Regions from separate parts of the Homo sapiens genome. Here region 2 is linked to region 1. The links are chromatin loops, found by intact Hi-C in ENCODE. Cell type or tissue: chondrocyte. All regions are shown on one strand. Links, peaks and the distances in the headings refer to the core of each region. The heading gives the core; the rest is flanking DNA. Region 1 overlaps ARHGEF10L (Rho guanine nucleotide exchange factor 10 like). Region 2 has its middle 6.4 kb from the start of SDHB.

What was found. Peaks named below come from ENCODE experiments on the same cell type or tissue, not always from the same donor. Only the 100,000 strongest peaks of a DNase experiment are listed, where the experiment ranks them.
Region 2: a loop joins it to region 1, with 2.5 times the contacts of the local background. A loop is called at or near these places in 2 of 110 quality-filtered maps.

The regions. Positions count from the first base shown.
Region 1 is chr1:17,616,173-17,620,561 of GRCh38, reverse strand. It overlaps ARHGEF10L (Rho guanine nucleotide exchange factor 10 like), which reads right to left. Exons shown (of 29, transcript NM_018125.4): 9 at 4,360-4,389; 10 at 1,117-1,223. Among named protein-coding and RNA genes, the nearest start is that of ARHGEF10L, 79 kb to the right of the region's middle. RefSeq lists an enhancer at 3,671-4,172. In chondrocyte, for the core only: no CTCF peak of the experiment used is centred there; DNase peaks (open chromatin) are centred at 1,211, 2,121, 3,856 and 4,163.
Region 2 is chr1:17,058,226-17,062,614 of GRCh38, reverse strand. No RefSeq gene overlaps it. Among named protein-coding and RNA genes, the nearest start is that of SDHB, 6.4 kb to the right of the region's middle. In chondrocyte, for the core only: a CTCF peak has its summit at 2,767; a DNase peak (open chromatin) is centred at 2,794.

The sequences.
Region 1 (4,389 bases), core at 298-4,297:
AGCAGATGGCAAGACCACTGTCCCATTGTTGATCCATTGTCAACAATCCCCAGGTACTCAAGTGGCACCCAGAGCAGAGCACAAGGACATCTGGGGCCAAGTAACTCCCCATAGTGGGGCTGTCCCGTGCCTCGTAGGATGTTCAGCAGCTTCCCTGGTCTCTACCCACCATCCTACAACACATCCTGCTCAGTGGCCTCACAGCCAGAGGAATCAGGGATCTCGCACCCTGTTTCATGGCTGGCAAAACACAGATAGCGAAGGGACAACATGACTGGGCTGAGATCCCAGAGCAAAGCTGCCCGACCTCAGCACGATGCTCTACAAGAAGGAAGCCATTTTTTTTTTTTTTTTTTGAGACAGAGTCTCACTCGCTGTGTCACCAGGCTGGAGTGCAGTGGCGCGATCTCGGCTCACTGCAACCTCTGCCTCCCAGGTTCAAGTGATTCTCCTGCCTCAGCCTCCCGAATAGCTGAGACTACAAGCGTGTACCACCATGCACATCTAATTTTTTTTGTTTGTTTTTTGTATTTTTAGTAGAGATGGGGTTTCACCATGTTGGCCAGGATGGTCTCGAACTCCTGACCTCAGCTGACCCACCGGCTTCACCCTCCCAAAGTGCTGGGGTTACAGGCATGAGCCACCGCACCCAGCCAAGGAAGCCATTCTTAAAGAGCCTCAGTTCCTGGTGGGAGCTTGTGGCAGCTCTGAGGCCCAGGGTGAGGACAGGTGGACAGATGGCAGGGACTGGGCACCTACACACCTGCAGCCTCACCTGAGTCTGGATCCCATCTCATTCTTCAAATGACACCTTAGTCAGAAACAGCCAACGGGACTGCTCTGCATGCCATGGAGTTGGGGGACGCAAGCGTTCTAGATGCCGGGAGCCCACCCCCCAAAACCAACAGCACAGAGCACACGGGGTAGAAAGTGGAAAGCCTGTTCAATAGCTGAGGAGAGAACCTAGGAGGCCCCTATCCAGCTGGGCTCTGCCAAGAGCCCCCAGTCATCATATCCCCTGTGAGATCCAGACAAGCGTGGCCCCAGAGAACAGGCTGGAACCCCCAAGCCACCCCTTCCCCTGCAGACCCCCACCTGCCCCACTCCCCCACAGACCTGCTGAGGGCTCAGGCCCTCTGGCATGGGGCCCAGCTCTGGGGCTGGGGGCTTGATGTCCGAAACGCTGACCTCCAGGAGCCCCATGTCCTCCTCCTCCGAGTCACCTGGAAAGTCAGATGGGCCGATGACACAGCTAAGGCAGGGACAGCACACCCTGCTCAGGCCTCAGGAGCTGAGAGCCCCCCTAGACCAGCCTTGGACCCAGGTCCTAGGGTGCAAGCAGCTCCTGGGGCCCCGTGGGGTTAGAGCCGCCCGGTAGCTCCTTCTCAGGAGTTCCCTGCTACGTCCCAGGGCCTGGAACATTCCATCAGTGAATAATTGTGAGCAAGTGAGCGAGAGGGTGAACAGGCAGAAATCAAAGCTGCGTCCTGTGGGGCCTGGGTTCTCGGCGTCCATGCTGCCAGAAGCCACTGTCCCTGCTCAGGCCCGCCCGCTCTGGCCTGGCGAAGGCTAGCTGCCCATGTCCCCATCACTAGGAACTAAAAATAGTTTTCTTCTGGAAGTCTAAAAGGGGGAAGAAAATAAGCCCCGAGAAGAACAGGGCAGCGTGGTTTGGCACTTTCCTTTTGAAATAAAACATGCAGAGCTAAAGGGAAAAAGTTCAACAGGAGCCTGACATGGAATCCCAGGAGTGAGTGGAGCTGGACCTCAGACGGAGGACGGAATGAGATGGACAGAGGCCCAAGCCTCTGAGAGTGGGAGGAGGTCAGATAGTGAGGGAGGCTCCGGAGAGGGTTCCAGCCCCCAACAGAGCAAGGTACAGGTGCCGGGAGAGGGGATCCCAGCTGCTGAATGGCTCTGACTCCAGCGGTGGCTGTGGGCAGCAGGAAATGGGAGCTGTGAGGAAGCTGGGGAGGAAAGAAGAAGCGGCAGCAACCCCAAGGGTGGGAGGGGGTAGAGACACCCCAATAGGCCCTTACCTGAGCAGGAGACAGAGGAGGAGGAGGAGGAGGGACAGCGGATGACGGCGTGGGGGTGGGGGTGGTGCAGACCCTCCTGCCGGGCCCACATCACGCCCCGGGCATCACTCCGCACCCACCCCAGCCTGCCTCGCAGCTTCCTCTTCCCCCACGAGCTGCTGGGTAACATTCTTGGCCTGTGATTCGAGCCCTGCCACGGCTATTAATATCGCCTCTGCAGGGAGGGTCACTTCAGGAAGGCGCTGGGCTTGTGGGCGGGGTGGGGAGGGCTGAGGAGAGCCCTAGCCAGCCTGGGGTTGGGAGGGTGACCCAGGAAGAGTTCCCAGCCAGCTGGCCTGGCCACGTTATCCTGTCTTCGGACCATCTCAATGAGTTTAGAATGGCCACTTGGCCTGCTCCCTCCATCATCGGGGGTCAGTGCTCCCCAAAATGCAGAGGGAACATGGACATTCACTGAGCACCCAGCCTGTGCCAGGCCTGTGCACACCCACTCTGGCTGAGCACCGCACCAAGTGCACGGGTGGGGCTCAACCCATGTTACAGATGAAAACCCATTTATGGTCTGCCGCCCCAAGAGGGGAAAAAGTGCAAGGCGACACAGCCAGAAAGCCGCAGAGCCAGGGTCTGAACAGGCCAGCACGAGGCCGTCCTGGCACCAAACGCCTCCACTTAGGGACTGACCGCCCACCAAGAATAACGTCTGCTACATGGGGCTCTCTCTCTCCTCATACTACCTAGGACATCCTCACCACAGCCCTACAAGACAGACAGCCACCCCACTGTACGGATGAGGAAACTGAGGCACAGGGAGATTACAGAATTTTCTAGGATGACACAGGCTCTCAAAGTCCTGCCTGGCTCGAGGCCTGTGTTCCTTCTGCTGCATCAGGCCATGTGCCGAGGGCAGGCAGCAGACAAAGCCTCCTTCCTTCCAAAGAGAACTGGCATCCCAGAATTCCATCAGCTGTGAGCCCACTGTACTGGGATTCCTTGTCTCCTTGTCTGTCACCTCTAAAGATGTGAGATGGGCAGCAGGGGCCGGTCTTACTTGACCCTGTCCCACCAATGCCTGGGAATACATCAGGGGCCCTGACCTAGACATTCTCCAGAGGAATGGACTGGAGCCTGGTGGGGACCAGGAGCAAGGGTAGGCACCTGAAGGGGGCTTCAGGGGATCAGGGGCAGGACTCATATTCACAGCTGTGTCCCATGGCTTTAGGACAGTTCCTAGCACATAGTAGATGCTTAATAAAACTTGTCACATGAATGATCAATTGATCAAATCTGACCATGGGACGCTTCTGCGTAAAACCCTCTAATGGGGTTTATGCAGCATCCTTAAGACCAAAGGCAAATGCCCAGCAAGGCTGACAGAGCCTGTACTGACCGGACCCTGGCCTATCATGCCCGCCCTCACTTCCGCCACCTGAGGCCTCCTCTATCCCTTCCAGGCCTGTGTGTCCTCAGCCCTGACACAACCTCTCTGTGCCTATTCCCTCATCTGCTGCGTGGGAATGTGAGAGTTCTGTGCGCCTTGTGTGGTGAGGATAAGGATGAAGTGAGGAACTGTAGGCTCATAGGGCAGCACCTGGCACACAATAAATACTCAGTCAGTGCTGACTAAGAGCATCTCTGGAACATCTCGTACTTTCCCACATCCGGGGCTCTGCACACCCGCTCGCTCCTCTTCCCAGAGCACCCACTCCGCTCTGCCTGGTGACCTGTGCCTCCTCCTTCCCTGACCTTTCATCCCCCAAGTCCATCCTCATTTCCTCCATGCCCCCCAGGGCACCCCAGTGGACCACTTGTCAACCTGTCCTGTCATTTCCCATGCCTGTGCCTGTCTCCCGCGCTGTGCCAACAGCTGGCCCCAGAGGCACTGCTGATACATGCATCGTGGGTCCCTGCATGCAGCACAGGCTGTGGCGCTTAGTAGGATTCCGTAAATGTCAGCTGGTTGGAGAGATGGGTGGATGGATAAAGGAAGGAGGGAACAGGAACAAAAAAGATGAGGACAGGTGAGCCAGACAGCGCAGGGGGCAGGAGGCCAAGACGGCCGTGACAAAAGCAGGAGCAGGGACGCTGAAAGAAGAGGCCCAGCTCTCCCAGAAGGGACAGGCCACGCCTGCCAGAGGAGGGGGAGGCACACTGGGACCTACCAGGATATTTGGGACTCAGCCCCCAACCCCCACCACCAGAGGAACCATACGCCAAGTGGTACCCACCCAGCATGACCTCTGGGGTGTAAAGCAAAATCCCACCCTCCCCGACCCCCAGTCAGAGCTGGGCACCAGACCCTCCCGCTCGGGCAGCGCCTCACCGAGGACGTCCTTCCTGTGCAGGAAGGAGA
Region 2 (4,389 bases), core at 328-4,327, 560 kb after region 1:
GAACAAGACACTGTCTCAAAAGAAAAAAAAAGAAAAGAAAAAAGAAACAGCTTTCTAACCCAAGTTTAGCATTCTTTCATTCACAAATGTTACCTTATCTTTGCACCAGTTTTTAGCATGTCAGGTGTCCTATTAGAAGAATCTTATCAACAAGATATCCCCTCTACCTGCAAGCAAGATGTCTGGAGATTATAGGATTCCTACAAACCCCTCTAAGGCAATAAGGCCCATAATGAAATGACCTCTACGTAGCTCAGTATGTGCTCTCTCTATTCCTCAGCTCGGAGTAAGATGGCATGTCTAAATCGTGAAAAGCAAATTATATTCATTCATCCATCCATTCACTTTTCTCCATTAACATTTGCCAAGTGTCTACTGTGTGTAAAACCAGTGATCCCACAATTTTTCATCTAAACCAGGGCACTTCTGAGATCTCAGAGGAGCCCTGCAAATAATTCCATCAGGGCAACAGAAGAATCCGGAACTATGCTCGGCAAACCAGGGTGTTTGTTCTCCCTGGAAAGCCCTGTGCATGAGACATGATCTAATCCCTCAAGGAGCTGACAGCTGAGTCAGGGAGACAGACAGGAGAGCAGAGAGGCACACTGATGGAATAGGCACCTGATAAATACTTGCTGAATGGAGGAATGAATAAGGTACAAAAATCTGTGTACACACACACACACCTTTCCTGCTGGGAGAATGACCAAGGATGGCCTGGTGTTCATTTGTCCTAAGATGAATGACTGCTGAGTGAATGTAGAAATGAATGATTAGGCAAAGAGGGGAGGAGGGGTTGCCAAGCTGAGTAGAGACACAAAGAGGTCCAGGTGTGTAATATGTCTGGGAAATTGTGATTATAGTGAGTAGCTAAAATATAGATTGCAGTAATGCTGGAAACACTAGGGTTGGTGCCCTGGAAACCGTCTGAAGGTTTGAGGTCACTGCGGTCACATGATCAATCCTGTATTTTAGGAAGCTGACAGTAACATATTTCTTCACTGATATTAAACTCATAGGGAAAACATTTTTAAGAAATTTCCTGAGGGATAAGCAAACCATGGTACAGCCCTGCTTTTAAATATTCTGCAGCATATATGATGAGACGGATCTATGCATACTAACATGGAAAGACCTCCAAGACACAGCACTTGACGAAAAAATGGCAGCTTGCAGAACATGTATGTTATCGTTTGTATTTTCTAAAAATAAAAATGGCCGGGTACAGTGTCTCACACCTCTAATCCCAGCATTTTGGGAGGCTGAGGCAGGCAGATCACAAGGTCGGCAGATCACAAGGTCAGCAGTTCGAGAACAGCCTGGCCAACATGGTGAAACCCCGTCTCTACTAAAAATACAAAAATTAGCCGGGTGTGGTGGCACACACCTGTAATTCCAGCTACTCAGGAGGCTGAGGCAGGGGAATCGCTTGAACCAGGAGGCGGAGGTTGCAGTGAGCCGAGATTGCACCACTGCACTCCAGCCTGGAGACAGAGCAAGACTCCATCTAAAAATAAAATAAAATAAAATAGAAAAATAACAGCAAGCAAAGCCATGGATTTCTGTAGAAACATACATATGTAAATACATACAAAGAAAAAAATCTGGAAGCAATCCCATGAAACTGACAATAGCAATCACCCCTGGGAAAGGAAGTGTGACTGAGGGGATTTAAGCTTTATCTATATTGCTTGAAATTTTTACATAGTGAGAATTTAATTACATATGTACAGTATTCTAAAATAATTTTTTAGAGCTGCCTGAAATCCTTGACATTGTATGTATGCTGAAGTCTTCCCATTCTGATAAGCATAATCTATTTCCCCTAATAAGGCACAGTTATCTTTTACCTCTTTCCTTTCCCCAGCTGGGCTCTCCACTACCAATTTAAGATTGATGGCTCCCTATAGACACTAACTCATTTAATTCTCCTCCCTGCAAGGCGACTGTTTCTTTTTCACCGTCTTACACAATAGGAAATGAATGCACAAAGAGGTTAAGGAACTTGCTCAAGATCACAGAGCAAATGGCTGATATAACAGGGTTTCAGACCCCTAAAGGCCTGCACACTTAACCATTCTACCTACCAGCCTCCCTAAGAGGTCAAATTGCCTTTAACGTTCTGCAGCTCTCTGACTTTTGTTTCCAGTCGGCTGGCATCTCGCCGCTACGCATGAATATTTACCCACTATTCGTATTTGCATTTCATTTGCATGGCTGTGTCTCTGACAGAAAACAGTGCTCAAAAGCCAGATTCGGCTGGAAAGGGCGTTTGATCATGGCATTATACGGTGTTTGCAAAGTGCTCACCCACACACATCCAGAGGAACAAACTAACTGCTCATTTGAGAGTATGCTGGTGACGGCAGGCATCTGGGAATGAGGCAGAAGTTAGCAGGGTGGGTGAGCTCCAAATGTATGTGTGTGTGTGCTGCTATAGGGCCAGCAGCATGACAGTCCCCAGAAGGCCTTGGACCACTTGCTAAGTCCCAGCAGCTGAGCTGACTTCAGCTGTGTGAAACGCAGCCCCATCTGGAGTGGGGGTGGCTCATGACTTTTTTGCTCCGGGAGTTCCATAGAGGCTGCTCTTGAAATTGGAGAAGCCTGTAGCCTATGATTGTCCCCATCCCACTCGAAGAGAATATTTTGAGAAGTCTAATTATATGGTGGGGTTTGCATGGGATGAGGGAAGAGAGTTTAGATAAGGCCTTTCTAAGGGCAGGTTGGCAAGGTCCAGTAGGGAGCCCTGGGTAGTTCTGTGAGGCAGCAGCACCCTCTGTGGGTAGACCAGAATGGCTGCAACCACCATGTTCCCACGAGCCTTAGGCGCACGCCTGCAGCCCAGCCCATCTACCTAACAGAAGAGGCTGACCTACTTGCTGGGTGACCTGCGGTGAGTTGTTGACACTCTCTGAGGCTCAGTTGCATCAACTGTAAATGAAGAATAGTAATCCCTACTTTGTGCCGTTGCTGAAATGATTACAGAGAGGACATGTACCCAAAGTGTTCTGCATAGGACCTGGTACACAGTACCAAATGTGTCCTCCAAATGTGGCAGTTACCATCATTAGTCACCCCAATAGCCCCATGACCCTTAGTATAGATGACCACCGAGTGCCCTAGCATAAGGGACAAGGCTTCTCTGAGAAAAATCATAGATGGGACTGGGGTGGGGGCTAGAAAGGATCTGTGCCGCTGGCTGGTTGACGTTTTGATTTGCCAATTCCGTCTATTCCAATTCTGGGAGTCCTTGACATCGGTCATGGGAGGCTCTGACAATAAATACGTTCATAAAGAATTAAAAACAGCCCAGGCGCAGATGCACAGTCCTGTAATCCCAGCACTTTGGGAGGCAGGAGGATTGCTTGAGCCCAGGAATTCAAGACCAGTCTGGGTAACATAGGGAGACTCCGTCTCTACAAAAAAAAAAAAAAAAAAACTTTTTTTTTTTTTTCAGACAGAGCCTTGCTCTGTCGCCCAGGCTGGAGTGCAGTGGCACGATCTCAGCTCATTGCAACCTCAGCCTCCTACGTTCAAGCAATTCTCTTGCCTCAGCCTCCCGAGTAGCTGGGATTACAGGCTCCCACCACCACACCCGGCTAATTTTTGTATTTTTAGTAGAGACGGGTTTCACCATGTTGGCCAGGCTGGTCTCGAACTCCTGACCTCAAGTGATCCACCTGCCTCGGCCTCCCAAAGTGCTGGGATTACAGGCACAAGCCACTGAGCCCAGCCTACAAAATTCTTTTTAAAAGTAGCTGGGCATGGTGGTGCATGCCTGTGGTCCCAGCTACTAGGGAGGCTGAGGTGGGAGGATCACTTAAGCACTGGAGTGCGAGGCTGCAGTGAGCCATGATCATGCCACAGCACTTAAACCTGGGTGACAGAGCAAGACTCTGTTTCAAAAAAAAAAAGAATTAAAAACAAACTTGCAGATAGCAATAAGTTATATGAAGAAAATCAAATAGAGTCAAGTGGGTCAAGCCCTCAAATTGCCCATAGTCTGGGGAGGCAGACATATTCATGGGTCATTGTTAAAACAGGTGTTGCATGCATGGATGGCATATGCAGAGGATATTTTGATAGGGACAATCAAGGAGGGACTTCCTAAGGGAGGAAAAAGTTGGAGCTGAATCTTCAATGATGACAAGTCAACCACATGAAGGAGGAGGAAAGGACACTCCAGATCCAAGACACGGACGTACGCAAAGGCTTGGAGGTGTGAAATGAGGCGGGGAATAGAGCAGGCTGTATTACAGGGACAGAAGTAACTGGAAGGGCCCGCGGGGGAGCCGGGGAGCCTTGGAGCTATGGTGGGAGTTGATGGTTGATTGGATATGGGGTGGGGAGAAGAATCAAGATGACATCGAGTTTCTGGCTTGGATATCC